Regions from separate parts of the Homo sapiens genome. Here region 1 is linked to region 2. Evidence: read pairs that join two places in POLR2A ChIA-PET (ENCODE). Cell type or tissue: Panc1. All regions are shown on one strand. Links, peaks and the distances in the headings refer to the core of each region. The heading gives the core; the rest is flanking DNA.

The links. Peaks named below come from ENCODE experiments on the same cell type or tissue, not always from the same donor. Only the 100,000 strongest peaks of a DNase experiment are listed, where the experiment ranks them.
Region 1: POLR2A ChIA-PET joins it to region 2 with 5 read pairs; 2 of 35 experiments call an interaction of 5 or more read pairs at or near these places.

Annotation. Positions count from the first base shown.
Region 1 is chr13:94,962,418-94,977,541 of GRCh38, reverse strand. No RefSeq gene overlaps it. Among named protein-coding and RNA genes, the nearest start is that of LINC00557, 9.9 kb to the right of the region's middle. RefSeq lists enhancers at 9,946-11,280, 9,977-11,332. In Panc1, for the core only: a CTCF peak has its summit at 9,310 (motif pointing right); no DNase peak of the experiment used is centred there; H3K4me3 peaks cover 1,917 bases; H3K27ac peaks cover 298 bases.
Region 2 is chr13:95,049,657-95,064,780 of GRCh38, reverse strand. It overlaps ABCC4 (ATP binding cassette subfamily C member 4 (PEL blood group)), which reads left to right. Exons shown (of 31, transcript NM_005845.5): 26 at 1,922-2,077; 27 at 11,597-11,686. Among named protein-coding and RNA genes, the nearest start is that of LINC00557, 97 kb to the right of the region's middle. RefSeq lists an enhancer at 13,372-13,561. In Panc1, for the core only: no CTCF peak of the experiment used is centred there; no DNase peak of the experiment used is centred there.

The DNA.
Region 1 (15,124 bases), core at 5,667-10,666, 86 kb after region 2:
CTCCTTTTATGAACTAACTCATTCTTCTCCAGTTCCACCTGTCCTCAAGTACCTTGTACTAGTTGCCAGGGTTCTCTCATCCATTTTACCTAATGTGCCCGTATTTGACCATCCCTTTGATTGTGTTCTTGCATGCTCAGAAACTGTTAAAAGGTTTTCATTTTCTACTCTCAGAAATAACACTTTTGATCCCAGGCCCATCTTCTCTCTCTCTCTCTCTCTCTCTCTCTCTCTCATTTTCTACTCTCAGAAATAACTCTTCTGATCCCAGGCCCAGCTTCTTTCTCTCTCTCTCTCTCGCTTCTTTTTTTTTTTTTTTTTTTTTTTTTGAGATTGAGTCTTGCTCTGTTGCTCAGGCTGGAGTGCAGTGGTGTGATCTTGGCTCACTGCAACCTTCACCTCTTGGGTTCAAGCAATTCTCCTTCCTCAGCCTCCCCTGTAGCTGGGACTACAGGCGCGCGCCACCACATTTGGCTAATTTTTGTATTTTTAGTAGAGACAGGGTTTCACCGATGTTGTTGGCCAGGCTGGTCTTGAACTCCTGACCTGGTGATCTGCCCGCCTCGGCCTCCCAAAGTGCTGAGATTACAGGTGTGAGCCACTATGCCCAGCCCTGTCTCTTTTCTTTGTTGCACCCAAACAACCTTGTCATCATGACTCTCATGGTGCTCACTCTCTCCTCCCCATGCACCGTGCCTTCATAAATCCCACTCTTTAAAAATCATTCAATAAATGGGGTGAGAGAAAGCTTTTTTTTTTTTACAGCAGAATTCTGATTAATGAATGTGGGAGGAAATAGAAAATTACCATTGACAAACACCATAATAATTGTTGCATTCAAGAATCATATAGGTGGATGATAAATTAGTGGGTGAAAGTAAAATAGGAAACAGGATATTTGAATAGTCTCAAAGAATATCCCCATAGGAAACTTACTAATTACAAGGGAAAAATAGTAACTTTTTAGTGGAGAAACCTGGCAGATACCACTGTACCTTGTTATGAGACATAGTGATATCATGTGCCTCCTGATATGATGTACTGAGAAGGGTACAACATCACTTCTGTGGCATTCTTGCCAAAAAAGACACACACTTATTTAAAAGGATACATCAGACAAATCTAAATTGAGGGGCATTCTACAAAATAGCAGGCCAGTCCTCAAAGTATCAAGGACAAGAAAGAAAAGGAAAGCCTGAACCAGACTGCAAAGGGGTAAGAAAGTGTGACAGTGTGACTACTAACTGACTAATTGCCACGTGTGATCCTGAATTGTATCTTATTCATGGGACAACTGGTAGAATTTGAAAAAGATCTGTGGATAGGTTAATAGTATTGTAACAATGTTCATTTCCTCACTTTGATAATAGTTCTGTGGTTATGTAAGATATTAACATCTGAAGATGACAGATATATAGGAATTGTCTTAGTGTATTTGCAACTTTTTTGAATCTCAGAAATTATTTGAAAATTAAAGGTAAAAAAAGTGTTTAAAACTTACTCTAAAAGTCAGTTTTACCTCTCCTTAAAACCTGCCTATATAAACTTTAGGCAATCAAATCAAACACAAAAATACCTTGGCAGAGTTTAATTTCAAGCTTGGTAGTGAGTGAATAACTATTAATTCAGGGAACATTTATTGAGCATCTACTATGCCCCAGTAATTACACTCAGCAGTGGGGCTTCATGGTTGGGTGCTATACACTTATTTGGTTATGCTTATATGCCTTGTTTTCCCACTTATGTGGAAAGCTCCTAGAAGACCAATTTAATATTTTTTTTGCACTTCTCCACAAGATGCCTAGTTCAATGCCATTTACATAGCAGTCATTTGGTAAAACATATATTGAATAATTCAGTGAATATTCTGTTATTTCCTTTCTCTGAGTCACTGCCCACTTAAAAGCAGGTTGTATGTGGACCTCTTTTTTCTGGTATCAAGCTGCCCTGGCTATTTTATCTCTGGTCTTAGCAATGTGTCCACCAGTCTCTTCCTTTTACCCTCTCCTCCTTCTCCTAGCTCTGTGGGAACACATCATTGTTCCTGCAGTTCCAGGTGCTGTGAAAACACGGATGAAAAGATATACTTCATCCATGACCTTAGGCAAATCGCTTGACCTTTTGGTGCCTCCTTTACTCTGCCTCTAACATGGGAATCCTGAAAATGACTTGTCAAAGGCTTTGACATGCCTCTTCCCAAGCCTACGTACAAATTATCCCTAATTAAGAGAATAAGCTGAGCTCCTTGCAGGAATCTGCTGCTGGGGAAGGCAACCCTGTTCCCTGTTTGGAGTGTTTAGTCAGAGAAAGCTTCCTGTGCTTCAGATATTTTTTGTCCTGCCTTCTCCTGGGTAGATCACAGCTGGCAAAAGCCCCACTTGTTCCTAAGAAACTTTAGCTAGAAAGTCAACAAAATCATATCTCAGCTCTCTACCTCATCAACTCCTCTCTTTCAAAGGAGCCTAATCAACAGGGTGAATAGAGTCGAGCCTGCATGGGCCTACAACAATTTTACAGGGGTCTGAAAAACACAAATAGGAATAGAGAATAGTTATTTTTAAACAACACTGGAATAAGTTTGTAATCTTACAGATTCCATTGGAAAGAAAAGATGTATTGCACCATTTTGGGGGTATTTTGGGCTAAGAGGAGGTACCCCCAGTTCCTGCCTGTCTTTCTTAATCCTGAGTTTGCCCCTGTAATGAGACACACTGTTTATACAAAAGCCAATCTGTTTACTGCACATCTGCCACATCCAAGCCATAATTCTCGATGGCATTTTAGCTCCTCTGTTATTGTCTATACTAAAGGATTCAGCGTTCAAATATAAATCTGCCACTTCATAGAAGATGGTTTACAGAACTGTCCTGATTATTGGCAGCTGAGGAATTGTTAACTATTGGCTTCACCAAAGGATTGCTCTAAAAATGCACATCCGAAGTGAACAGGGCAAGATTTGGAATGAAGAAGGGTGCACATTTTAGAACAGCTTGTGAGCCGCTGTGCTTATGGAAACTGCAGCAAGAGATGCACTGAGACTAAAAGCAGCCAGGAGACACAAGGCAAGCATGCATAAAATAATTGCATTGTTGTGTGCCAGAATTCAAAGCAGGCAGGGGCATGTTACTGTTGTGGGAAAGCTTTCTGTAACCATTCTGAATATACATTCAAAGATGAGTATTTCAGGAGATGTAACAGAAAAGGGAAAACCCAAATATTGTGTTACTCAAGGAAGAGCACAGAGGATTCCCTAAGGAATGGAAACTAAATAAACATATGCATGCTGTGGCTGCCGATAATAGAGACTCAGGCTGTGAGAGTGGGCTAGCCAGTTGAGAGATACAGTATTCAGCATATTCAGTGTGGGCAAGAGTGATAGAAAAATAATCTGGTTAACACCCCGGGTGGAGGCCGAGATGCTACAGATGCAGCTGGATACAGGATCAGCAGTGTCTATCATCTTATGGCAGGGATATGGGATATTCCTCAAAAGTGTTAAATTGATGGAGACAGACCAGCTAAAGTTGCATATTTAAGAAAAGGAAAAAGGAGAATCTCTTTAAGTAACTGTAAAAAAAAAAAATCAACATCCAACATCAGATACATATGCCCAGTGGAATCCAGGCTTTAAATATTTTTGTTCCTGTGAATAATTCCTTAACATTCTGCTAAGCTGGCACTATTTTAGCATAATTCACTGACCCCCACTGACCAATAGACCAACAGCTGGACAGCTAAGCAGCTTTTGGGCATGAACCTGAAATATCCCAGAGAGTAAAAGGAGGCGTTTAAGCTGACTGAAAATAAACACGGCTTCTTCAGGCACTGATTGTATATTACGCTATCTGGCCAGAAATAAAAGATGACTTGAAGAACTAAAGGTCACTTTAAAAGGTCTCAGGGGAAATGGAGAGTTGAACTTTTCTCTTTCTGTTAGTAAAGCTTGATAATGCCACCATTTATATGTTCGGGCAGATCTTGGAACTTTTAAATGGAAATGTTGACAGCTCAATGTAGAACTGCAACTGATTTCCTTGCAGAGGTAGGGTGGTTAGTGGAGAGATGACTGGAATTGGGAGGAGATGTACTGGCTCCAGCACTCCCTAGCTGTCTTACTACAAAATAGTCATGGCATCTCTCTGAATTTTAGGTGCTTTCTGTCTCCACTTGCAAATGGAAGAAAACACCAGCAGCCCTTCAAACTTCGTAGTAGGTATAGTAAGGACCAAAACAAGAGAATGTTTGTGGATGTGCTTTGTAAATTGCAACACACTGTACAAACTAAAGGCTTTCATGAGAACATATTGTTGGGTTGACAGAAAACTCCTAGCTTCAGATGGCTGTTGGAAAGGATTAATGTGGTTTTGGAAGCAGACTGACTTGTTAGACTAAGGCTCAACTACACTGATTAAGAACCAACCTGCAGCCAGGTGCGGTCGCTCACGCCTGTAATTCCAGCACTTTGGGAGGCCGAGGCGGGTGGATCCCCTGAGGTCAGGAGTTCAAGACCAGCCTGACCAATATGGTGAAACCCCGTTTCTACTAAAAATACAAAAATTAGCCAGGCGTGGTGGCACACGCCTGTAGTCCCAGCTACTCAGGAGGGTGAGACAGGGGAATTGCTTGAACCAGGAGGCAGAGGTTGCAGTGAGCCGAGATCGTGCCACTACACTCCAGCCTGGGCAACAGAGCGAGACTCCATCTCAAGAAAAAAAAAAAGAAAAAAGGATCAACCTGCAAAGTAACTTTTACTATGGACACTTCATACCGCAAGTACATGTGGAGGAATGTAATCAGCAAGAAAACTTCAAAAAAGAAAAATATTTTAAAATTAATTTTCATGCCTTTAACACCTTATAAATGTATGTGAATCATTCAAGATTACATCTGCCTTCCTTTCAAACTAGCTATGAGATATTTGATTCTCCTCGACAAACTTCATTTTACAAAACTGGCAATGTCCATAGTTGATTCTTTCAATTGGGTTGATTCCAACCTCCTCAGAAAAGGGTATCAATGGAATAAGTTTGAAGAAGCTCAGCGTTTGTTCACTCAAGGAGCTCATCATTAATTTGCTCTAGGCAGTGACGTCACTGCATGCAAATTGACGTGCCCAGCAGAGAAACCATGCATCAATATCATTTGCTGGGTTCCAAAGATTTGTTTGTATTTTTCTAGAGTTTGGCAATTAAATAGCTAAAATCCTTTCTGTCCCAAGGTTGCTCTTTGATATTCAGGTAATGCTTAACTATTCTGAGAGTTGCAGAAAGTGATTATAAAGAAAATTTAGTTTGTAACTGTGGGGTTGTATAGAAGGTGCAATCTGTAAGTAGCTGGAAATGATTCAGATGATGTTCTCATTCAAACTGAGTTATTTTGAAAAGAATGTTTAATTGGAAGAAATCCTTTTTTTTTTTTTTTTTTTGAGATGAGGTCTTGCTCTGTTGTCTAGGGTGGGGTGCACTGGCATGATCACAGCTAACTGTAACCTGAAACTCCTGAGATCGAGCAATCCTCCTACCTCAGCCTTCCAAGTAGCTGGGACTACAGGCACTCACAACCGTACCCAGGTAATTTTTTATTTTTGTAGACACAAGCTCTCACTCTCTTGCTCAGACTGGTCTCCAACTCCTGGGGTCAAGCAATCCTCTCACCTCCACCTCCCAAAGTGCTGAGATTACAGGCATGAGCCACCGTCCCCAGCCCCAGTCTTTAACATAGTAGAATAACACGCACAGAGCCTGGATGAGAGATACTAGCTTGAAAACACAAATTCTTCCCACAGACCATCTGGAGACAGGAACCTATACCAGGACAGACATCTATAGATAGATAAATTATTATTATTTTGAACAATCTCTATAACATTAATTCACCTGAAAAAAAAGTAAGAGGAAGATGCTTAGAAATCATTTCATTGCCAATAATGAAATGAGGGTCATGTCTTGTCACTTCACCATTGTCAGAATTGATATTTAAAAATAAATTGAGTTAAAGTTTAACAGAGATACCTTACATTTACATAACAGCTTGCAGTTTGTAAGGTAACTTTACACATTAGCTGGATGGAGTCTCATGCTGGGAGAGCAGTTTCCTCATCTGTAATAAAGTAAGCATGACGGCCTCATGGGTATCATTTTGTGGATTAAGTGGACTAACATTTCAAATACCCCCAGCCTAGGGGTAGGTCCTTGAAAATATTAATTTTCCTCTCAACTATGTGAAAGTTGGTGAGTTTGGACCACCTTTGGGAACTGAATTTGAATGACTCAATGGACAAAATGCCATTTGGAATCTCTGATTCCATTGGCCAGAGGGACACTGCAGTCCTAAAGGAAAGCATTGAGTCAGCACCTAGTAAATTATGAATTACTCTTTCTCTTCTCTAGCAGTAGCAACCAATGAGAGGCATTAATTTTAATAAATGCAATGTAACTCCATTCAGGAACGGTCTTCATTCCCAAGGTTTGATCAGTGGCTAGAGCTAGTAGGTGCTCAATAAACATTTGCAGAACAAATGCATGAATAAATGACTCCCAATACCTGATCTCTTTTCTCTTCCCTACCCTTTATGTCCAGCATTTGTATAATTTATACCCATATCTTAAACATTTTTTTCATGTACTTCTCCTGGATTTTCCTATCTCCTTGTCAAAGGTCAAGAGAACTCCCTCATCTAAACTAACACTGAACAGATTCTTCATTTAATTTTCAGTACATGTTTCCAGTGCATAACCACTGCTCTCCTCAGCTCTTAGTAGCTTTGATACATGGGATTTCCTCCACAGAGCTCCTCAGCTTCTCCATATGGACTCCTTATATGCACCCCCCATCCCGTCACTACTTTTCCCATCAATGCTACCAACATAGTCCTTTCCCGAGGGAAACCCTAAGTGATTCCTGGTCCAAGTGGTTGACAGTCAGACTAGCTTTTGATTCAGAAGTGTTTCACCAGGAGAGCCATTTGGGCCCGTTCCTCTAAATGAACTCTAACAGTTACACTGGAAGGGACAGCTTCTTTAATGCCATTCTCTATTTCCCAATGTCAGATTTTAAAACTCAAGGGAAAGTGATATTTATGTCTTATATATGCTCCTGCCTATGATTGTTTTTAAAATGTAATTGAGGAACAGAGGGAAGAAAACACCCGCTATTAAAAGAATTAAGCCAGAGTAGCAACCTCTCCGTGGAAGGTTTTAGTATTCCTGATAACCTGCTCCTTGATTCCTGCCACCCAATTTCCCAATTTCCAAGCCAGAAGAAATGATCATTTAAACAACAAAAACATAATTTTTAAAAAATCAAGAAAATATAGGGGGTAATGGTAGGAAGCCTGTTTTAGTTTTTCTGTGCTAATAGTCTATCTTCAAAATTATAAGACTTCAATACAACTCACTGGACATAAGGGAAGACAGAGGGATAAACATAAACCTGTATTTTTGTCACATTTGACAGGTCAGACTGTTGGTTACTATTTTAAAGGGGCTTTGCATTTATTAAATATTCCATTTACATATACTGTCACAGGTCTGCATTTACAAATGCGCTGTTTTGCATGCATTTTCAGACTGAGAAAATGCAAACCTAATGGGCTCAGCTTCTTGACATTCCACCTCCTTCTCGGTGAAAGTGTTACTTTAAAAATCAACAGCTAAAAAATTAATTGGCCCAGGCGTTTTTAAAGCAAAGATCAGAACAAACGTTTACTGTTTCTTTTGAGGTCTGCACATAATTCAATATTTTAAAATTGAAAAATATGCTGCCTCATGGACCACACTGAGAATGTGGCCTTTGGAAATTTTGGAACAAGCAAATAAAAAAATTTTTAAAATGTAGGCAATATAGAAATGAAAGTAGTCAAAATATGCTCTTCATTGAATGCATCAACATTTCCAGCATTATGACCTATAAAGGTTATAGTTTTGAATGTATTTTAAAAGGTCAGAGCCCCAAGTTCTGGGCGGATGATCACCTTCTGGACAGTACCTAGTAGTTGATAATCTGTAGGATTCACGGTCTTTAAACCGTCATTGACAGGACAGCTCAGATGAGTTCTAGGGAAGCTATTATAGCCAGTTGGAGAAGTAATGCATGCATTTAAAATACATTAAGTATTGTTATGCAGCCATTCATTGCTTCCAACAAAATAAAATGTTTTATAAAACTGCCTGAACCGTGACCGGCTTCTGCCTAGCACGGTGTCTGGTGCTCAATAAATATTTAGTGAATGAAATAAGTATTTGCTAATGTTGATTTCTTTCTTTCTTTTTTAATGATAAAACCAAGCCTACAGAGCTGTTACACCTCTGAGCAAGTGGAAATCCATAGAGTAAATGAAAGGGTTTTGATTTGGGGGCTTACCATCCTGTAAGCTAAAATGGGTAGTCCTTAAGGTTGAAGAGTGGAAATGGATCAAGCAAGAAGTTTGCACCCTCCCCACTACCCCACGCCCTCCCAGAACTATTCTTAACCTGAAATAACACTCACTAGCTCAAGTTCAGAAATTCAAAACAAGAGCTGGGTGCAGGATAAGATTTCAACTTCAGTTTTTGCCCGGCACAACTGACTTTTGTACTTTCCACCCCAAGACTCCTCCCCGAGATCAGAGCTTTGTGCAGCCTCTTCTTAAGTTACAGGGAGTTAGAGCAAAAGGGCATCTCCCGTAATGGAGCTGCAAGGAATCCCTTGCTTAGGCGCTCACGGTTATCTCTCATTCTCCCTCTCCCTTTTTCCCCGGGAACGTGAAATGCTGAGATGGAAATCCTAGGGTGAAGATCTGGGGTCCATGAATGCAGACCGAGCAGAGCTGAGGTTTGAACGACGCCTGTCTGCGGGCAGCGGAGCAGGCGCTCCCGGGAGCTTGGAGGGCGGGGATGGGAAACCTAAGAAATGCCTGGAGCCGGGTTACAGAGCCGCCCCTCGGGCACACAGCGGCCGCAGCGGCAGCCAGGAGCTCGGTGCAGAGGAACAGGGGAGGATACGCGAAGCAAATAACCCAAGTCTCCATCGGACGCCTTAACATCACCGGGAGCTGCGCGCACCCCGCGCCTCCCCCATCCCATTCCCGAGGGCCCGGGAGTTGCAGGGCCTGGCACGGGGTATCCCCGCCGAAGTCGCCCTTTCCCCGGGGACGGCAGCAGCCTCGCTCCTCCCGGGTCTCCAGGATTCAATTCGTTGCCCGCTCCTAGCTTCCCTCTGCTCTGCGACGGCCCCCACTTTTTGTAGCCCCCAAAAGCACGCAGGACCCCACATCCCCAGGAGAGGCCCTGCGGTGTTAGGGCGAGGACAGAAGGGGGAGCTAGGGACGGCGCCTACGTCCTGCGGGGAACTGGGGTGGAGGGGAGGATGGGGGAAACGGGGCCTGCAGAGTCGCCCCTGCCTCTGTGCAGCGTGGAGGCGCCAAAAGCCGAGAAGGAAATGCTCTCTGCCTTCGCCCCCAAACTTCTACTGGCCCGGCTTGCAGTGGCGAACCCCTGCAGGTAGCCGAGCGTGTGGAGAACGCCCTGGCCGGGACCCCTCGGAGGCTGCGGGTGGGCGGGACTGCGGCGAAGGGGACCCCGGCCCGACCCCAGGCGCCACCCTCCGCGGCTGCCCCGTGCGTCCCAGGCCGGGTAATTAGGAGCCCAGCCAGGTGCGCCCCGCAGCCCTACACTTTGTGGGGCTCGACCATGGAAAGCGCCGTGTCATCAGTCTGCAGGGAGTTGCCAAATGACAGAGCTCCCGGCCGCCCCGGCGCCGGCGCCCCGAGTCTCGGCCGCGCAGCCCTGCCGGGCGCCCGCAGAGGAGGCTAAGCTGCAGCCCACGCGGCGGCCGCCGGGTGCCTGCTCCGGGTCTGCGGCGGCGCCCGTGCGGGCGAGAGAAGGAGGCCGAGCGGTCCCACCCGCCCTGCTCCGAGGGACCCCCGGGGTCCCGGCTGGCAGGGAAGGAGACCTGTTGAAAACTCTTAACGCCAACTTGAAAGACAATCAAGTCGCCCGAGCAAAACCCACTCTCCAATCTGTTTTCAAGTGTCATAAACGCTGCACTGCAGTAAGATTGCTGCTCCCTTAAATGGGCCAATAATTTCCAGCTCTCGCCCACAAATTCCCCCAACAGGGGATTTCAATGTAACGCAATTCAAATAAGTAAAAACCACTTTATTGCTTTTCGAAAATTCGCATGCATTTATTCCGCTTAAAATTTGATATAGGGCATTTTTTTTTGTATTACCATTTATCGCTTGCCAAGAAATAATTAAGAATAGGAGCTCGAAGATTAATTTTAAATAAAAAATCTTCTCAAATGAAAATGTCAGGTCATAAAAATTCCTTTTAAATAACAGCATATAAATCTTTGAAATTAACCATGTAATTACAATGTCTATCAACTTTTACCTTGAGCTTTGAGCCTCTCTTTTTAATCTCCCATTCTTTTTTAATGAATAGCTATTTTGAAATTAAAAAGTACTGTTCATTACACATGCCCCACTATAATAGGGTTTTTATCATATTTGCTGTATGTAAAAATACTTGCTACTTTGTAATTATTCACACGCCGATCCTTTCCTATATTGAGTGGAAAATAAAAAATGAAATAGAAGTCAAAGGTGCTTTAGAGCTGAATGATTTACACAATTCATTAAGGACGGTGATTTTTCAGTTAGCATCAGATTAAATGGTTACTTACTCTCAAATAGCCCTTGGGGACTTGAATTGCTGGGTAGCAAACAGATTAAAGTTTGCATTGAAAGAAAAATTGAATTCAGAGGTAATCAATAGCATAATAGGGGCAGTGAGTGGTGCCTGCTGCCTGAAATGAAATTACCATATTTTTAATCTTAATTTTCCACTCTGTTTATCTGACAGTGTGGATGTGCAATCCAAACAGATAATGAGAGAGTGGGATATTGACACCGCTGTCCTCTGGAGTGCTTGTTTTCAGTGATTAAATGCTGTGATCTGTGATTACTTTGTGCAGGGATGTCAGGGCTGCTGGCCAGAACCATGGGAGGGGCACTAGCTCAGCAGCTGTAGCTCCCGACTCTCCCAGGTCCTAATGTCTGAAATTCATTTTCCACCAGTAATATAGAAAAATAAAGATTACCTATTTATGTATATACTTTGGCTGCACAAATTACAATAGTTAATCCCATTATTATTGTTGTCCTGACTCAAAAACGTTTTAATTAGATCGATATGTAGTGAACCCTCTCTGTAAGTTCTGTATTAATGAGCTAACAAACTTGCTTCTTACAGGAAGAGGTAAGTTATAGAAAGCAATAGGTTGGGAAACTTTGAAGGGAAAGTGTATTGTCATTAGAGAAGCAGTAGAGAGGAGACTGGGGCATTGTTAAAGAAATCTAGCCCCAGAGGCTGTAATTATATAACAAGCTGTGATAATTTTAAAAAATGCAAATAGTTTTCTTTGGGTATTGGGAGAAAGTCTTCGTGTGCATTTAATCAAATTAATACCTCTAGCCAAGTAAAAATACCGAATCACAAAATTTTAAAGTTATATAAATCCTATATGCTCAAAATACAGTATCTTTGGATATCTAAATGCACCATGGTGATTAGTATAATCGGGATGAATACCTTATATCGAAGGCATTATTGCATTCTGCAGTGAGGAAATTTACAATGCTTCACGTTAGAGAACATATTATGGGTGCATCATTTGAATTTGAATTCACTTGACCCTGCTGTGTGAATAGATTTACATTAGATGATGGCTATCTACCATCTATACCAACAACCTGCACTGTCCAGCAAAGACACTGTGTAAAGTCTGCGTGTGTTTAGAGAATTTGGTAATTATGCATAGTTAATTAATTTATCCTCCCTTGATACATCTGTGTACCCAAATAAAAAGGACTGAAGAAAGGGTGATGGGCAGCACTGGCTATCTGATAATAGATTATTACACAGTATTTATTTCTCCAAATTGGAGAGTAGTCATAATACACAAGTAATGGTACCATACCTCATTCAATCTTTCCTTAACCTTGGCTGCAGGCATTGTCTTCAGTTCCTAGTGCACATAATAACTTTATTTTTTTCTCAATCATTTCTGATATGCAAAACTCTCTGGTAAGGGAAAGGGAGCCCTAGGCTAAGTACACAGAAATAAAGAGTGAAAACTCACTTTGTGAAAAAGGTGACTGAGCTCCACCACTGGGTGTGAATTCAAGTTTATCAATTCCGTAATTGGCAGCGTCCCACAAAAAAAAAAAAAAAAATCCCCAACTTCCTCAAATTCCCTAACTTCTCCAGTTCGACCCAACTGGTTGAAATTGGAAAGTTTTAATAAATTAATATGTTAACCATTGAGTGGCCACAGGCTACTCTGATCTTATCGCATGTATTACTGATAAAGAAACTGGAGAGGAAATCTATGCTCATAAAAATATTGACCAATGACTTTTGCTCAGTTTCATATTTTAAGCATAGACTAAGGAGATTCCTATGTGTTATATAAACCCACAATGAGAGTGGCACATCTCCATTTTACCACCTGCTTTAGATGTGCTCTGTATGCTGTGTTATTTTGTAAATTGTACATTGTAAAATGTAAAGACAGGTTACATGGGATCCACACAATAAATGAATATAATCGAGTCCCAAGGAATCTTTATCATGGTGCTGGAATAAGCTTAAAATTTTTGCTTAGAGTCTTTTTATTTTTTATTTTTATTTTTTAAATTTATTTATTTTTATTTTATTATTATTATACTTTAAGTTTTAGGGTACATGTGCACAATGTGCAGGTTAGTTACATATGTATACATGTGCCATGCTGGTGTGCTGTACCCCTTAACTCGTCATTTAGCATTAGGTATATCTCCTAAAGCTATCCCTCCCCACTCCCGAATCTTTTTTTAAAATCACAGAAAGATGTATCAGCCAGATTAACAGAATTTAGGCTGAGCCTTTCACATAGAGTTTCAGTACCATTTTGACAATTTATTCAGTATTCAGAAGAATCCATAAACTTGAATATAAACTACATACAGTCCTGTCTTTATTACAACAAACTCATCCAATTTTTTGATAACTTGTATTGTGTTCCCTAAAATTTTTTTTATCAATACTTAAACATGCTGATTCTCATAGCAATGGAATACGGCTGATATATATCCTTTGACATGGAAAGTAGTCAAAATGCTATTGGAACTTTTTCCCTATCTTCTGACTACCTCTGTAATCCAACTGAAACGTAGGTTTTCTAAGGATATAAAAGCCTTCCTCTACCCTTATACCTGCAGTCACCATTCGAAGTTTATTGAGCTTTAGAGCAGACAAAGACTGAGAAAATCCAAACCAATCTCTTTCCTTTCACTTTCTAAATCCTGACATGGTCCATCACCTTTTAAAAATAGTGAGCTGGCCTTCTCCAAAAAGGAGAAAAGAAGCAAATCTAATGGAAAACAGTAGAGAAGGATAATCTAATCTTTAAATAAGGAGACATGTTTCTGAAAGCTTAAGAAGGGCAAGTTTCACACTGATGTCATCTTCTCCTGAAAAATGTGAGCCCTCCAGGAGGTGGAGAGGGAAATATTAATGCTATTAATCCATTGTCCTCGAATCCTTCCTAAATAGATGAGATTTGAGGGAAGGCTCTAGATCACAAGAAGTAGAAGTATTCATGGAAAACAAATGGTTTTCTCCTGATTGGCATTTAGCTTGTTCAGCCATTAACAAGCCAGTCCCTGGAAGAGCCTGAATGTTCCAGTGAACCACACACACAAATGACTGGCAGTTACTTCCTAGACGTGACCCAAGCTTTCCTTCCAAGCCAATCTGTCATGACCCGAAGAAGAAGGAAAATGTACTTATCTCTGACTCTGGAAGTGAAAGTTTATTCTGGGACATCGCTAAGTTGAGTCACATCTCAAGTACATTTTGCATTAAGGAAACAAATCCCAAAAGGGTTTCCTCAAGAAATGGTGGCTCTGTTGGACCCAGTGACAACAGTGCAAATACTTCCATCAATTTTTTCACCTCGAGAGGCCAGATTTTTTTGTTGTTGTTGTTAAGTTTTGAAGACTTTGCTTCCCTGTAGCCTTGGGGACAATTGTGGCAGTAAAAACTAAAAAATAAAGCCACCCATGATGCAAAGAGAGAAGTGACCATTTCTGCAGAGTGGACATAATGAATAGATAATGAGCTTCATAAAGCCTGCATGGAGACACATCTGAGTTACTGATTGCTCTATCACTCATGCCAGGCACAGTGCCTGGCACACAGCAGATAGTAACTATGTGCTTAAATGAATATACAGATACAGCAAACGTTTGAGAACTGCCAGGTCATTTTGATTTTTAAGTGTCATTAGTAAGTCCAGAACTTGAATATTTAAATTATGGTGAAAAGTCAATATTTTCAGGGCTTTCAGTATTTCCTACCTATACTCTATCTAAAAGTTCATTATTCTCCTAAACAACTTAAAAGACAGAGCCATAGATGAGTAATTTGCTCCCCATTTGATTAGATACTGAGTAAAGCACAAATGATCACCTTCCAGCACTGTTAGTTTCCACTGATACCCATCAGATGCTTGAGCTCCACTGACCACGTTGTCTTGACATTTTGCTTCGTATTTTTTTCGCTCTCCCTCCTCCCTTTGAGAAGATGTGCTCCTTGGAGACAGGAACTAAGTCTTGTCTTATTTTCCCTTTCCTGGGCACAGGAGGTACCTCCCAATGTGTTGAATGAATTAAAATATAAGCCTTGTATGGCAAAATCTTATCCTAAGCTGTCCCTGGATTTAAAAAAAAAAAAAAAAAAAAGCTAAGTGATATCCCTTTGGGAGTTCCATTCCCATCTCTCTTTCTGTCTCTCAGTGTCCCCAGGGTCCCCCTCCCTCATCTGTAACATGAAGGCATGGTTCTAGGTGGCTTCTACCTCCAAGATTTTATAAATTGAAGACATTCTTGAAAATTTGTCACCTGACTGGATTTGTTCACAAACTAAACATTTTGGAGACTGTAGTAACTAAGGGAAAAGTAGAGTTTCCCAAATCATCTCTTCTTTCATTCCTTGGGGAAAAGTCATAAGAGAAATGTTTTCTTTATAGAAACTTAACTATCACAAGTGGCTTCACATTTAAATATCTGCACCTAAGTCTTTCCATTTGATTTTTTGTT
Region 2 (15,124 bases), core at 6,770-11,769:
TGCTGATTATATCCTCACCTGAGTTTGGAGTGCCTAGTCTTATGGTTGTAGGCAGCCCTCAGTGTTCCCTACCTTTGAGGGGGTCCATCCTGGCCATCTACTAATAATGGCCTACAAATGTCCAGGTTTGCACAGATGGATCAGTTTCCCATAGAGCTGATAACATGAGTGTCCACACATTCTCAAAAACACAGCATTTGTCTATGTCTAGATACGTGCTGATTTACTGAGAAACACACATAAGCCCCACACACACACACACACACATACACACATACACGTGTGTGTGTGTGTATGTGTGTGAGAGAGACAAAATATAGTCAGGTATTTAATATTTGGAAGTTTCTCTACCAAAGAATGTGTCATCTTAAATGATAGAAGTCTGGAAAAATGAATACCTGTTTATGTCACTTGTGACACCTCTGTCTTGAATTAATATCCCTGTGAAATTATCTCAGAAATTCAATTGGTGTGTGTGTGTGTATATATATATATATATATATATATATATATATATATACACACACACACACACCCGGATGTACCTATGTGCAGAAAATGGCCCACCTATAAAGTATAAACTAGGATTTACCATAAGGTAGAATATGACTCCAAAGTTAATAAAATTAGCTAAAGCCACTTTTTAAACATTTACATTTTTATATTTTGTACATGTATCTCTTTAAAGATAAAATTCCTTGTGGAAATGCCATTATTGACTTTACAGATATGGAGGTGTTCAAATGAGGTAATATGTCACATTTCCAACACATACCCAGTGCCCAGTAAAGTTTTGCAGTGAGTTTTAAAATTTATTAAATAATGGACAAATGATTGAAGGCATGTTTTATGTCCTTCGTTGACTCCAGATTTCTAAATAAGGAGGATGTCATTTCTTGGGAAGTTCCCACCAGGAAATTTGCAGTTGTGCAAGGTCATTGGTGCAGAGGCCAGTTTCTGCATACAGATTTATATGCACACATGTGAAAGCCAGTTTTTACAATATAGACGTATTGCCCCCACCTTTTTACCAGCATTTTATTGATTCTTTGATCGTATTGGCAGTGCACTTCATTTCTCTCTGTCTTGGCTTTAATAGAGGAGTGATACTTGACACAAATGTTTCTCAAGGGGCAATTGTAAGTATTAATTAGTTTGCAGCATGCCTTTTGAACTGTGCAGATGAAAGGCCTTACGTAAATAGCAAATGTTACTTGCGTTGTTGTTGATCTCATTATGTGTTTTTTGGCTACTGGTTACTACTGTCTTTTAAGACATTGCAATCTTCACTTCAGAATTTTGAAACATTTTGAGACAAAATATAGGCAGATATTTAATATTTGGAAGTTTCTCTACCAAAGAATATGTTATCTTAAATAATAGAACTCTAGAAAAATGAATACTCGTTTATGTCACTTCTGACACCTCTGTCTTGAATTAATATCCCTGTGAAATTATCTCAGAAATTCAGATTACTCAGATCCTGCAAGCAAAGCTAATTTAAAAGTTGCCTTTTCATGGGCCACTTAGGAGACTGTTGACTTTTCAATGCCAGTAAACAGATTCTGTTATTTTCAACTCTTTTTTAGAACAGTGGATCTCAACCAGGGGCAGTTTTGCCCCAGAGGACGTTTGTCAGTGACATTTTTGGTGGTATCATTTTGGGAGTGTGCTCCTGGTATCTATGCAGTAGGGTCCAGGGATGCTAGCGAACCTCCCACAATGCCTGGGGCAGCTTCCAAAATGAAGAAGTATCCAGCTCAGAAGGTCATCAGTGCTGAGGTTGGGAAACTCTTAGACTACACTCAATATAGAATGTCCTTAATTCTTCTTCAAAAACCGAAAGTTTTCTCCTAGTTTTGCTGCATCCTGTGATTTTTTTCTTTTTTTTTTTAATCCTGCCGCCTGGATCTCTCTGTAGGTTGGCATTGTGGGAAGAACCGGAGCTGGAAAAAGTTCCCTCATCTCAGCCCTTTTTAGATTGTCAGAACCCGAAGGTAAAATTTGGATTGATAAGATCTTGACAACTGAAATTGGACTTCACGATTTAAGGAAGAAGATGTCAATCATACCTCAGGTATGCAAGTCATAGCGTCCTTACCTGCCCCTTTTATAAGAGCTACTATGTTTAATTGCTTTTACTCTTATTGCTTTTTTTAATTGGATGAAAGGATTGTTTTTTTTTTCACCCAATAGAGCATGTTTTTATGAGCAGATATTTTCAACAGGTATTTTCATCAGATATCCAGCTTTGTTCATTTCTCTCTCTCTCTGTGTGTGTGTGTGTGTGTGTGATATTTAATAACTTACGCAGATAGATTTCTGTACTAAGATGCCACAGTTTTATCCACTGATAACCATAAAGAACAAAATGATGCATTGTTTGTTTAGCACTGGGGAGGTTTCTATGGGGAGATGTGGATTTTAAGTGTCTTAATGTTGGAATTTTGCTGTAGGAACTAAAGCTACCTTCTCAAAGGTGATTACCTCCATGAAGGGCTTTCTGTGAAACTGTGGGCTGTGAGAGTTAAAAAACTTATAGTTGGCTTTGTGGTGACTTTTAGAATCTAGCTCTTGGTGAATGATTTTAACCAGGAGGTTGTTAAAGAATAGCAAGGAAGAACATGAGAGACGGAATTCCATCTCTCTGCACTTCTGCTTCATCTTCCTTACGATCACCATTGTGAGAGTGTGTGGTGTATTTCACACAGACCCAGTGAGTGTTTGCTCTGATGGTGGAGGGTTAAATTGGCCATCCTTTCCCGGACTCTGATTCTATTTTCTTTTCTTCTCCTTTGCAGAAGTGACTCTCAAGGAGTGTTCTAGAGATTGGATTATTTGTACAATAAGAGCTCCTGTCATTGCTTTGGTTCATATTTAACATAAATTCAGAAAGTATTCATTGAGTAATTACTATTCTCCAGGTGTATAGTCATGAGCAACATAGACCTTGTCCCCACCGGCATGGGGTCTGCAGCTGTGGGGCCTCATGGCTTCCATCGGACCTCACAGTTCCATCCTGTCCTTCACTTTAACACCTCCACATATTCAACTCCAGACATGGCTGGGTTTTTTGTTTGTTTTCTTTTAATGTGGGTTTTTTTTTTTTTTAACACTCTATAGTCATTGAGGGGAGCTGAGGAACACACACACACACACACACACACACACACACACACACACACAAACACATATTCTGGAGAAGAGAAACACAGAGAGGAGACAAGAGCAAAACCCAGGCAGTAATGAGCTTTCTGGGCATGTGGATATAAACAACTCTTCAATGCCTGTTTAGTAGGAAGCATAGAGAACGTGCCACCGGAAGGGAAGGAGAATGTGATTTTTATCTTAGACCAAGTACAGTTATGGCTATCCTAGCACTGACCTCTAAAACAATTGGAATCACGCTTAAGTAATTTGGAGGATGTGAAGAAATTGGAACCCTGTGCACTGTTGGTGGGAATGTAAAATGGTGCAGCCACTTTGGAAAACACTGTAGAGATTCCTCAAAAAATGAGAGCTAATGTGATCCAGCAGTTCCACTTCCAGAAAGAATTAAAAGCAGGATCTCAGAGTTTTGTACATCCATGATCATCACAGTACCCAAAAGGTGGAAATAGCTCGTGTCCATCGCCAGATGAGCAGATGAATAAAACGTGGTCTATCCATACAATGGGAAATTATTCAGCTTTAAAATGGAAGGAAATCCTGACAGTCTATAATGCAGATATACCCTAAAGACATTATGCTAAGTGAAATAAGCCAGTCACAAAAGGACAGACACTAGATGGTTCCCCTAATATGAGATACCTAGACTAGTCAAATTCACAGAGACACAAAGGAGAAGCGTCGTCACCAGGGGCTGAGGGAAGGTGGGGGGTTGGGAGTTACATTATTTCACATAGGACTTCAGTTTTGTCAGATGAAAAGCGTCTTGTGAATGGATGGTGGTGATGGCTGCAAAACAGTGTGAATGTCCTTAAGACCACTGAAATGTTGACTTTGAAATGGCAAAAGCAGTAAATTTTATGCTATGTGTATTGTACCACAATTTTTATTTTTAGTTTAAAGAAAAAAAAGTATCCCTTTCAGGATAAAATGGGAAGAAATGTTTAGCACGTTAGATTCCCTCTGGCTATTAGAAGCATGACTTAGTGCTTACAGTAGAAAATGAGAGTATAAATTCTCAAGTTTTATATTTTGGTTATGCCCATCTCAAAAATGGGCCAAATGAGGTTTACTTAGCAGAGATAATGGGCATGTCTGTAAAGTGCTTTTATATCCTTGGATGAAAGGTTCTAGGAACGTGCCCTGCATTACTTTGAATGAATTCTTAATAAGAAATAGTTGTGTGCTTGTGTACATAAAAGAACTCTAAATAAAGAAGTAACATTAGATGATTCTTGGCTCTGCCAGTAATGTTTTGGAAGCACATCTGAGCAAAGACTAAATATACCTTGACATCACCAGGTTTTGGTTCAGTTCCATAAGTTTCCACCCTACTTTTGAGCAAATGCTCTATGTATGTAGTCCAGGGAGCATGCTTACAAAACACTGCTAAGCTTTGTATCCATGTAGATCCTGATCTCCAAGCATTGTAAACAGAGAGACTTTCCTTTTTAACTTTGTATGGCTTTGTCTCCAAGGCTCAATGTTGGTTGAAAAAAAGAAACATAGTCTAGAGGGACTGTGCAATACTTAATGCGACCCAGGAAATCATTCAGCAGACTGCCTGGGATAGAATCTTTCAGAGCATCTTCTAAGCGTCAACACGACCCACATTTTTATTCCAGCACTGCCTGATAGAAGTGTGACCTCAATGAAGTCACTTAGCCTCCAAGCTTCAGTTTCCTCATCCTTAAACCAAACCTAGTAATTACTAACTTACAGATTTGTTGTGAAGATTTTACTAGATGAGAACATGTTTGTGGCCCTACTCTGGGTTCTGAGGAATGCTCAATAGTAACTATTTCTAATTAAGGATTGGGGTGCAGGCCTTTAGGGCATTATTGCTACTCGCTATTCTAGAAGGACTTGGCTCATTAACTTCTGTTTCTATTTTTGTGATCCTTGGTGAATTCCTTTAACCAAATTGTTTATGTAAATTTAAATAGTGAAGCAGCAACAAACAAAAAAAAATGTGCACAATAAAAGCCTAAGAGAGAAATCTAATGTTTTTCTCACAAGGAACAAAAGGTGAGGCTATCACTTTGTTTTCTGGCTTTCCCCCACCCCGGTCTTAGCGGCATTCCTCACCACTCTCAGTACCCCTCTAATGCTTTGCATTTCGCGAGCAGGCAGCCGACACTGGTTCTCAGCCCTGCGTGAGAACAGGGGCTTGTCCCTCTTAGATCCAGTGCTTTAGTGATTGTTGCGTCCCAGACAAGTTACACAAGTAGTGAGAATTCCTAACATTTGCAGAATCCTTAACATGGTTATCTTCTTTCCTTGCCATCTCCCACTTCGTCCTCACAGCAATTCTGTGTCATCCTCATTTGACACATTTTCAAACTGAGGCACAGAGAGCTTAACCCACTTAACAAGTAAACAGCAGAGTCAGGATTCAAATGGAATTTACGGCGAATCTCAATGCCAGATCCTGAGTTCCTGAACCCTCTCCTAGGGACTTTAAACCCATGTTGGCTGGCGCAGTCCCCGATCAGAACTCTGCTTTGCAACATGATTTAGTGTGGGCTTGTGCAGGTGCGCACACACGCACAGAAACAAAAGTCTCACAACACGATATTACTCCATGCTTCTGCGCCCTGATATTTTCTATTATATCCATTCTATTCTGGTTCATATAAAAGACATAAGGATGGTCATGAGTCACAAAAGTGATTTCATGATCCATTGGTTGCACCTGCCATTTGAAGAACAGCGTGCCTCACTGTGCTGCCCTGCTTGGCCGGGCTCCTGCTGCCTGGCAGCACCGTGCAAGGAGCCTTATGACACAGTGATTGTCACTGCAGCCCTGCAGGGTGTGTCAAGTTAGCCCCATTCTCCAGGAAGGAAACTAAGGCTCAGGGAGATTAATAACTTACCTGGAGATGAACAGCTAATAAGTAGTAGAATCAGAACTCAGAACTATCCAGCTCAATTTTTTTTCAGTAAGTATTTGTTGGACAGCATGATATCTCATCAGACATTTTACTCATTGTTTTTCTTTTCTTTTTCTTTTTCTTTTCTTTTTTTTTTTTTTTTTTTTTTTTTGAGATGGAGTCTTGCTCTGTTGCCAGGCTGGACTGCAGTGACGCCATCTCAGCTCACTGCAATATCTGCCTCCTGGGTTCAAGCGATTCTCCTGCCTCTGCCTCCCGAGTAGCTGGGATTACAGGTGCGTGCCACCACACCCAGCTAATCTTTGTATTTTTAGTAGAGACAGAGTTTCACCATGTTGGCCAGGATGGTCTCGATCTCCTGACCTTGTGATCCGCCTGCCTCAGCCTCCCAAAGTACTGTTTGTTTTTCTGTCTACCCAACTTACAAAAGGTTCCCAGAAGCCATAACCAAAGAGAGCAAATATACAGCAAAGTCAAAAGGTATCTTTTCTTTGAACTTTATCTGTCATTTGGACAGTTAGGTCATTTTGAAAGACTGAATCATTTGTGATTTATTTTTATTTTTATTTTTATTTTTTCCAAAACCTTAAGTGACACTAAGCACTAAAAGAAAATCATTTTGGAAACAGAGTGTATTCACTTATGTGTCGTGGGCTAGTGAGCGTCAGAAGATCCTCCAAGCCTTACCTTGTGGGAGCTCAGAGCCCTTTTTCTTCCGAGGCCTCGCTGGCTGCAGAGGGTGGAGAAGGCTGGAGACTTGAGGTTGCATGAAGGTTACTGGTCTGCAGTGCAGAAAGCATACACCCCTCTTCCTCAGAAGTGAGTGGAAAGCCAAATGGCTTGTGTCACCACACACTGATGTAGGGAATCTAGGAAGTTTGGGAGCAAACACAGCAAAAGCAGAACCAAGTGCTGTTTCTTCGAATGGCCATGTTTGGGCAAGTCTAGCCTGCATGGCTTCCTGGGGTTGTGTGGAGCACGAGTTTCTGTGTTCTCTCTCTTCCTGGCTTATCCCTTTCATTTATGGTTCAGGGTCCTCTGTCACTCTTGACCACACCATTAGCAACTCAAATTCGTGGTTAGGATTAAGCAGCAAGGACCTGGGAAAGAACTGGGGCACAGAAATGATGACATACATAGTCAGGGGCCAGTCCTGGAGTCACTTTAAGAAACAAATACTGGGCCGGGCACGGTGGCTCACGCCTGTAATCCCAGCACTTTGGGAGGCCAAGGAGGGTGGATCACGAGGTCAAGAGATCAAGACCATTATGGCCAACATGGTAAAACCCCGTCTCTACTAAAAATACAAAAATTAGCCGGACGTGGTGGTGCGCATCTGTAGTCCCAGCTGCTCGGGAGGCCGAAGCAGGAGAATTGCTTGAACCCCAGAGGCAGAGGTTGCCATGAGCTGAGATTGTGCCACTGCACTCCAGCCTGGCGACAGAGGGAGACTCTGTCTCAAAAAAAAAAAATACTGAATTCTTAAGAAAGTACCCCTCAATTTGTATTCAAAATTTCAGGAAGAAGCGAACAGTGAAAGTACTTCCTAAATAATTTCCCTAAACAGAATAGTTAGCTGAAATGTATGCTTCTTTTGTGTTCATGACACAGGGTAGTTAAGTGCACTTCCCAAGGAGAACACCAAGGTGATACTATAACTCAGACAAGAGTTTGCTTAACTGAAGGATCTGGAAAAATGGATTTCAAAACTTTTTTTAGGATGGATTATTTACTCCTCCAATCCTACTGGCACAAATAAATGTTTTCAACTAAAGAGTAACTTCATGCAAATTCAACATTTATGATAGCACCCTAACGGTTGGCATACATCAACAGCTATAATCTTTGTTAGGATTAAACAGATTCATTTTTCATATTTGATGGACTTTTTTGTTTTTCTATCAAAGCAAAAGCTAAGTAGTTTTTAAGCAGCCCACTGCTCAGACTTCTGCTATCTTGGTATTTCTACTCCCTGAATTTTCTTCAGTAAGTTGAAAAGGTTAACCAGAGTGTGTCTCTTTAAGACTTCTTTTTTTATTACCTGATTTTCTTTCCTTTTTTTTTTTTTTTCTTCTTTTTGAGAACAAAATTCAAAGGGAAAAGAGGTAGGTATGCAGTTACTAGTAAAGAAATACAATTGGATTCTGGCCTAATGCAGTCAGTCCTTTGTTTCTGCACACTGAAGTCTTCATTAAGGCCATGGAACTGCTCCCTGGAGCTGGTGACCTTTTTGTATCTAAAGAAGACTTTACACGACTTAAATTCTTTTTCCTTTGTTGGTGAACAATGTTCTTTTCTTCTGAAAATGGATGATGATCAGTTCATTCAGAGGCTACAGGGTTTTTTTAAAAAAGAAGGGAAACCAAGATTTAAAGTGACTTCAGGTGATTCCCTGATTCTTGACACAGGGAGATGAGCTGCCCTGAATCAAGGTCTTCAGGATTTGAAATGCACACATAGCTCTGAGGACATCAGGCAGCAGCAGTTGTGGCTAGCTACTGTGCAGTGTATATTTTAAGAGAGCGAAGTTTCCTGGTTTGGGACAAGATTAGGGTAAAGTATTGTGCTTTGTCCTGCTGGTTTGTAACTCCCCATGCGATTTTTGTCTTGGTCCCAGGTCGTTTTAAGTGTCTGAAGGTTGGTGGATAGAGTTTCTTCTTGAGATAATGAGAGGCTTGTCTTCCAGAAGTTTATATGAAAGCTCTAGGAAGACTGTAATTTTCAGTCTTGCAGTCCTGCTGAGGGATTATCAATTTACTGCACTAAATGCTTTGATTCAGAGCGGCCATTTTTAGGTCACGTGGTGGGTTTTTTTTTTGCTGTTGTTGCTGTTGTTTTGAGACAGTCTTGCTCTGTCTCCCAGGCTGCAGTGCAGTGGTGCTATCTTGGCTCACTTCAACCTCCACCTCCTGGGTTCAAGTGATTCTCCTGTCTCAGCCTCCCGAGTAGCTGGAATTACAGGCGCACCCCACCCTGCCTGGCTACTTTTTGTATTTTTAGTAGAGATGGGATTTCACCATGTTGGCCAGGCTGGTCTTGAACTTCTGACCACCAGTGAACCACCTGCCTCGGCCTCCCAAAGTGCTGGGATTACAGGCATGAGCCACCACACCCAGCCTGGTCACATGTTTAATATCAGCTTGTCTTATGTGAGTAATGAGGACAAAATTACTACTCAGTATGGCGCAAAGATTTTTAAAAAGTATGACCTTTAAACCCTAATGAAAAACAGGTTTGATCTGGTGCTTCATTTAAAATAATACGTTGAACAGAACATTGGTTTTGCTAACAATGGAGGTTAAAACTCGTACTAAATGACATTTTAAAATATATACCATCAATAAATATGTACTTAGGCTACTAAATCTTTTACATTTTACATGAAGATTGTATGTTTACCATAAATCTCTACTCTGAAATGTTCTGCCTGCAGAGGTTGGAATTTTAGAGTTGATAATTACAAAGAGTAAGTCAAGTTTTTATCTTTTAATCTGAAATAACCAGAATGATGGTTATTCCCCTCACAAGAAATTCCCACCATTGTTTAGATGGTTGTTCAGGTTTTGGTCTTCAGTTGGGTACTTTTAAGACAGACCTTACCTGTGACTCTTGGAATTTTTCAGTTCCATTTGGTAATTCAGAAACATCATGTGACCAGTGACTTTTCAGTGCTTTTGGAAGGATATTGGCCACTTTATCAGCTTTATACACACAAAGTGCCCATTTTACCGTCGTTTCCATTTTTGCATTTTGCTGAGGACTTATGTTTTTGGTGGCACCCTGTCTGCCTTCTACATCCATTTCTTCCTCACCAGCCTTAAAACGGAGACGATAGGGAAAGGGATGAGAGCCTCCCTGGATATCATTTTTCTTTATGGCTGGAGAAAAAAGAAGTCTACCACCTTTATCTCTCTTCTCAGGCTTTTGGGAAGTGAGGAGGAACAGTCCTGCCCCAAAGCCAGGTGAGATTTGAGGCCAGTGGTTCCCTTGAGCATTTCTCCAGTACCTGTGGAAGAGTCTCACCTTCTCTTGTTCCCACATCTGTGCATCCCCTTGTTCTGCCCCTATCCTTGAAAGCAGTTGATGGGGCTCCTATATCCTTATGGCCTGGCTTATTAGAGCCTTCCAGAAGAAAAGTTTGTGTTTTTGTTTTTTTGTTGTTTTTTTTTTTAAGATGGAGACTTGCTCTGTGGCCCAGGCTGGAGTGCAGTGACGGAATCTTGGCTCACTGCAACCTCTGCCTCCCAGGTCAAAGTGATTCTCCTGCCTCAGCCTCCCAAGTAGCTGGGACTACAGGTGCCCGCCACCGCACCCAGCTACCAGAAGAAAACTTTCACACAGCCTACCTAAGCTTATGTTCAAGAGTCTCTCTTGAAATCCAGGAAGAGGCTGATATTCCAAGAGTGATTTAATTGTGGGATCCTCCTGAAGCAGATGAATAGGAACAGCTATTTAAATTGATGTAATTTTATTATGACCTCCTTCACAGTGGTTTTCAGGTAACCCTGCTTTCTTAGTTAATAATGAGGTTCTGTGACCCAGGTAACCTTGATGCACAGATGAGATAATGTGGGGATTCACTGATGCAAAATCAGAGGCAATCCTTTCATAAGTAGAGGTGCCTCTGGCCCCAGTTGTTTAGATCTCCTTTGGCCAAAAAAAAAAAAAAAAAAAAAAAAAAAAAAAAAAAAAAAAAAGGATGTCCCATTCTGACATTGGAGAGATTTTTTTTTTTTTTTTTGAGAAGGAGTTTTGCTCTTGTTGCCCAGGCTGGAGTGCAATGGCACGATCTCGGCTCACTGCAACCTCCACCTCCTGGATTCAAGCGATTCTCTTGCCTCAGCCTCCTAAGTAGCTGGGATTACAGGCATGTGCCACCATGCCCAGCTAATTTTTGTATTTTTAGTAGAGACAGGGTTTCACTATGTTGGTCGGGCTGGTCTAGAACTCCTGACCTCAGGTGATCCACCCGCCTCGACCTCCCAAAATACTAAGATTACATGCGTGAGCCACTGCGCCCGGTGAGAGATTCTTAATCTTGGAAAACTGTTTTGCCAACGGAGAAAATAATCCTAATTTATTCTTTAGTGCAAATTGGAAAATGCTTAATAATTTGGCTTTGAAGCACAAACTTTAATCATGCTGTCGGTATTTTCCAGTATTACATGATTGATAGTTAATTTCTATAGCTCTATTCATGTAGACCCTCGAATAATTATATCCTTATATTTCATGTTAAGCTAATAATATGAGGAAAACAGTTTTAAACATCAGGCCTGTATTTTTCATTTTCTTCTTAAGATAGCACATTGCAACAGTTTTGTTAGTGTTCAGTGGTCTGGAAGGTATTTTGGAGCACGCTTTGTACAGTGGAACATTAATAGATATGTTGTTTTGTAAACAGGCATTTGTAACGCTATAATTATTATCATGAATTTTATTTTTTGGTATCTTAATTCTATTGTTGATGTTAGCATTGGAATAAAATGAAAAAAGAGTCTGTGGTAATGACCGTGACTATTTTGGGCACTTAGGAACCTGTTTTGTTCACTGGAACAATGAGGAAAAACCTGGATCCCTTTAATGAGCACACGGATGAGGAACTGTGGAATGCCTTACAAGAGGTAATTGATAAAATGTAATTATCTTTAGTCTGTTAGCCTCAGTATGTGTATATGTACCTTTACAGCATTGCAGGAAATTAAGAGGAGCTTAGCGGTTTAACTAACTTTGTTCACCACCCAGGAGATCATTGAGGATGTGGATATGCTATAATGTGTATACTGATGATGATGAAAACCAAAAATAAAATTTCCCTGGTTCTCATTTTAATTTTCTTCCTGTTGTCCAAAACAGTTTGGTGTTGTTTTATTTGTCTTTAGCAATGCGTTAAACTAGAAGTTGTATTTATGAGTTGAGATCCTATTAGTGACTAAGTTACTCTGCACCATTTATTTTACTGCTCTGTTCTTAGGGAATTTCTAGTAAGGGAAGACCATAGTCGTTTTTCATTAACTAAAAGATAGATCATATTTATGAAATGCTTTAAGTTTTATAAGAAAGTGTTTATAAAGGTAAATTATACAGTTGGAATGGGATAATAATTATTTATTGGCAAACGTGTAATTTTAATGCAGATAACAGAACCCTGCAGCCTCTGCTAAGGTTTTATACTAATATGTTGATTTCTAGAGGATTTTTCTATTATTTATGTGGTTCCTGTTGGGCCACTTCTTGAAATTTTCTCACCCTTGCATGAAAAAAGGACTTTGACTATTAAGGTGCTGTTGGTTTGTGTATTTTAACACTGATTTTCTGTGTTCAGTCTAGTTCTGCAAATTTGTGCCAGTCTACTTGATGGCAGAAACCATATCATAAAACTGGTAATCCCTCACAGGACCTAGTTTAGTCTTTTGCTTTTAAAAAGTAAGCATTTAAGGCTGGGTGCAGCGGTTGATGCCTGTAATCCCAGCACTTTGGAAGTCTGAGGTGGGTGAATCACTGGAGGTCAGAAGTTTGAGACCAGCCTGACCAACATGGTGAAACCCCATTTCTACTAAAAATACAGAGATTAGCTGGGTATGGTGGTGTGCGCCTGTAGTCCCAGCTACTCAGGAGGCTGAGACAAGAGAATTGCTTGAACCTGGGAGGCCAAGGTTGCAGTGAGCCGAGATCGTGCCACTGCACTCCCATCTGGGCGACAGAGCAAGACTCCGTCTCAAAATAAATAAATAAATAAATAAAAATAAAAATTGGCCAGGCCCGGTGGCTCATGCCTGTAATCCCAGCACTTTGGGAGGCTGAGGCGGATGGATCACGAGGTCAGGAGTTCCAGACCAGCCTGGCCAACTTGGTGAAACCCTGTGTCTACTAAAAATACCAAAATTAGCCAGACGTGGTGGTGCGCATCTGTAGCCCCAGCTACTCAGGAGGCTGAGGCAGGAGAATTGCTTGAACCTGGGAGGCGGAGGTTGTGGTGAGCCAACATTGTGCCACTGCACTCCAGCCTAGGCAACAAGAGTGAAACTCCATCCCAAAATAAATAATAAATATTAAAAGTTAAAAAAAAGTAAGCATTTAATAAGTATGTATTAATATGTTTGATCTCTTCATTTCAAAGAAGTGTGGAGCCTGGACAACATGGTGGACTTTGTCTCTACTAAAAATAAAAAAAAAAAAAGAATTAGCCAGATGTGGTGGCATGCACCTGTAGTCCCAGCTACTCAGGGAGTTGAGGTGGGAGGATCTTGTGAGCCCTGGAGGTCGAGGCTGCAGTGAGCCATGATTGCACCACTGCACTCCAGCCTGAGTGACAGAGATTAATTTCCCTCCATTGTTATTGTTGTTGTTTTGAATTGGTGCATTTGTCATTGTTGCCCTTCCAGGGATAGCTCTGAAATCTTTAATTTATAGATGGGTTTTGACTGTGAGCAAGTAGACTTGGAGGCCTGACAGTTTCCTGCCAGTAATTCTTGTTTCTGAAGGCATGTCATTGCCGAGTCCTTACACACCCACCCTGCTTTCCAGCAACTGTGGGGATTTTCTTTTTCTAAATTAGGTCGATTACTTCACCTCCTGATACTTGATAAGCAATTGACCTCTGATTTCATTTAAATTTGTGAATCTCTGTACAGTGAAATTCTAGGAGAGAAGAGGTGGGTACAGTTAACTGTCAAATGTAAAGAAAGATAAGGCAATCCTGTGCCCCTAAACTCTCAGGACAGGTTTAATAGTGAAATTGTGACACACCCTAAAAGAACAAGAATTACTCATAAAGTGTTTTTCTATTTGTTTCAGAGCTTGAGATTCCTTGTCACAGATTCTCAGAGAGCAAAAGTACTTTTTAGAAACACATTTCTCTATGAACAGTGAAGAAATGTTAATTGGGAGATGATCCTATCAAAAACCATCATGGAACTTGACTGTAACTCATACTTATTTCATTTGTTATAGCCAAAATTAAAATAAAATTTAGTAGCCTCTCAAGAATTCTAGAAATGATGAGGTGGAAGACGTGGTAGGTCCCCCTCAGAAGTGAAAAATTATCCCATCATTGTCTTTCTCTGGGAACTACTTCTTTATGGCATTGTAGGTTTTTCTGTGAATGATTTGGAAGAGTTACTAAAAATTAGGGTACAACATTGTATTTCCAGTGTGATTCCAGCTGTTTTTAATCATTCTTATATTCTGACACCTGACCTAAGAAAGACACCAGAGCATTTACATTGCTCGTTTGGGGGTAATGAGACAAAGACTGGAGGAGAGTGTTTTCTTTTCTCTACAGTTTTCCTGGATTTTCCAAATTTCCTTCTGGGTGCTTGTATTCTTTTTACCTTCTAGATGGTCAGGGGAAAGGCTGAGCACTCCTAACAAATGAAGCATTGTGAGTTTTTCACAACAAGTTTCATGACTACAAGTTGATGGAGGCTGGGGGCATTCTGATAGGTCAGGAATTCTTCCCCTGGGGTCCGTGGAGTCTGAGGGTCTTCTCGTAGAGAATTCCAAATCTTACTTCCTGGTGATTGTAAACGTGAAGTTATGTGTGTGTGTTTATCTTGAGAGATACCACACAAGGGATTCAGCACCACGACTCTGGTGCCATTCAAGTTTCTCTGGACTTCTCTGTCACATTCTGTCTCTCTGCTGTCTCCATGGTTTTCATCTTTCATTGATATCCAGTTCAGAACTGGATAACTCATCTTGCTCTTTAGTAGGAAACCTGGTGTCATTTGGAAACCCCCTTTAAAGCAGACAAAAAACATAGTCACTTGGTTTATAAATGAGGCCAAACTGGAAATGGGAACCCAAACTCAGAGGGTTGGCTTGAGATTAGGACAGCACTGTCAGTTTTTTCCTCTTTAACCACTTAAAAGGTGGTTTAACCACATAAAAAGGAAAGATGCCTTTTATTTCTTGGAAGTTTTTTTTATTTCTTCTTACCCATGATCCCTTGGAAAGGGTAATACCTGACATGCAAAAGAAGTTCGGGCATCTGGAGGGAGACAGTCCTATGGATGTGGTTGTGTCATCTTGGTTATTTTTTTATTTATTTATTTTTATTT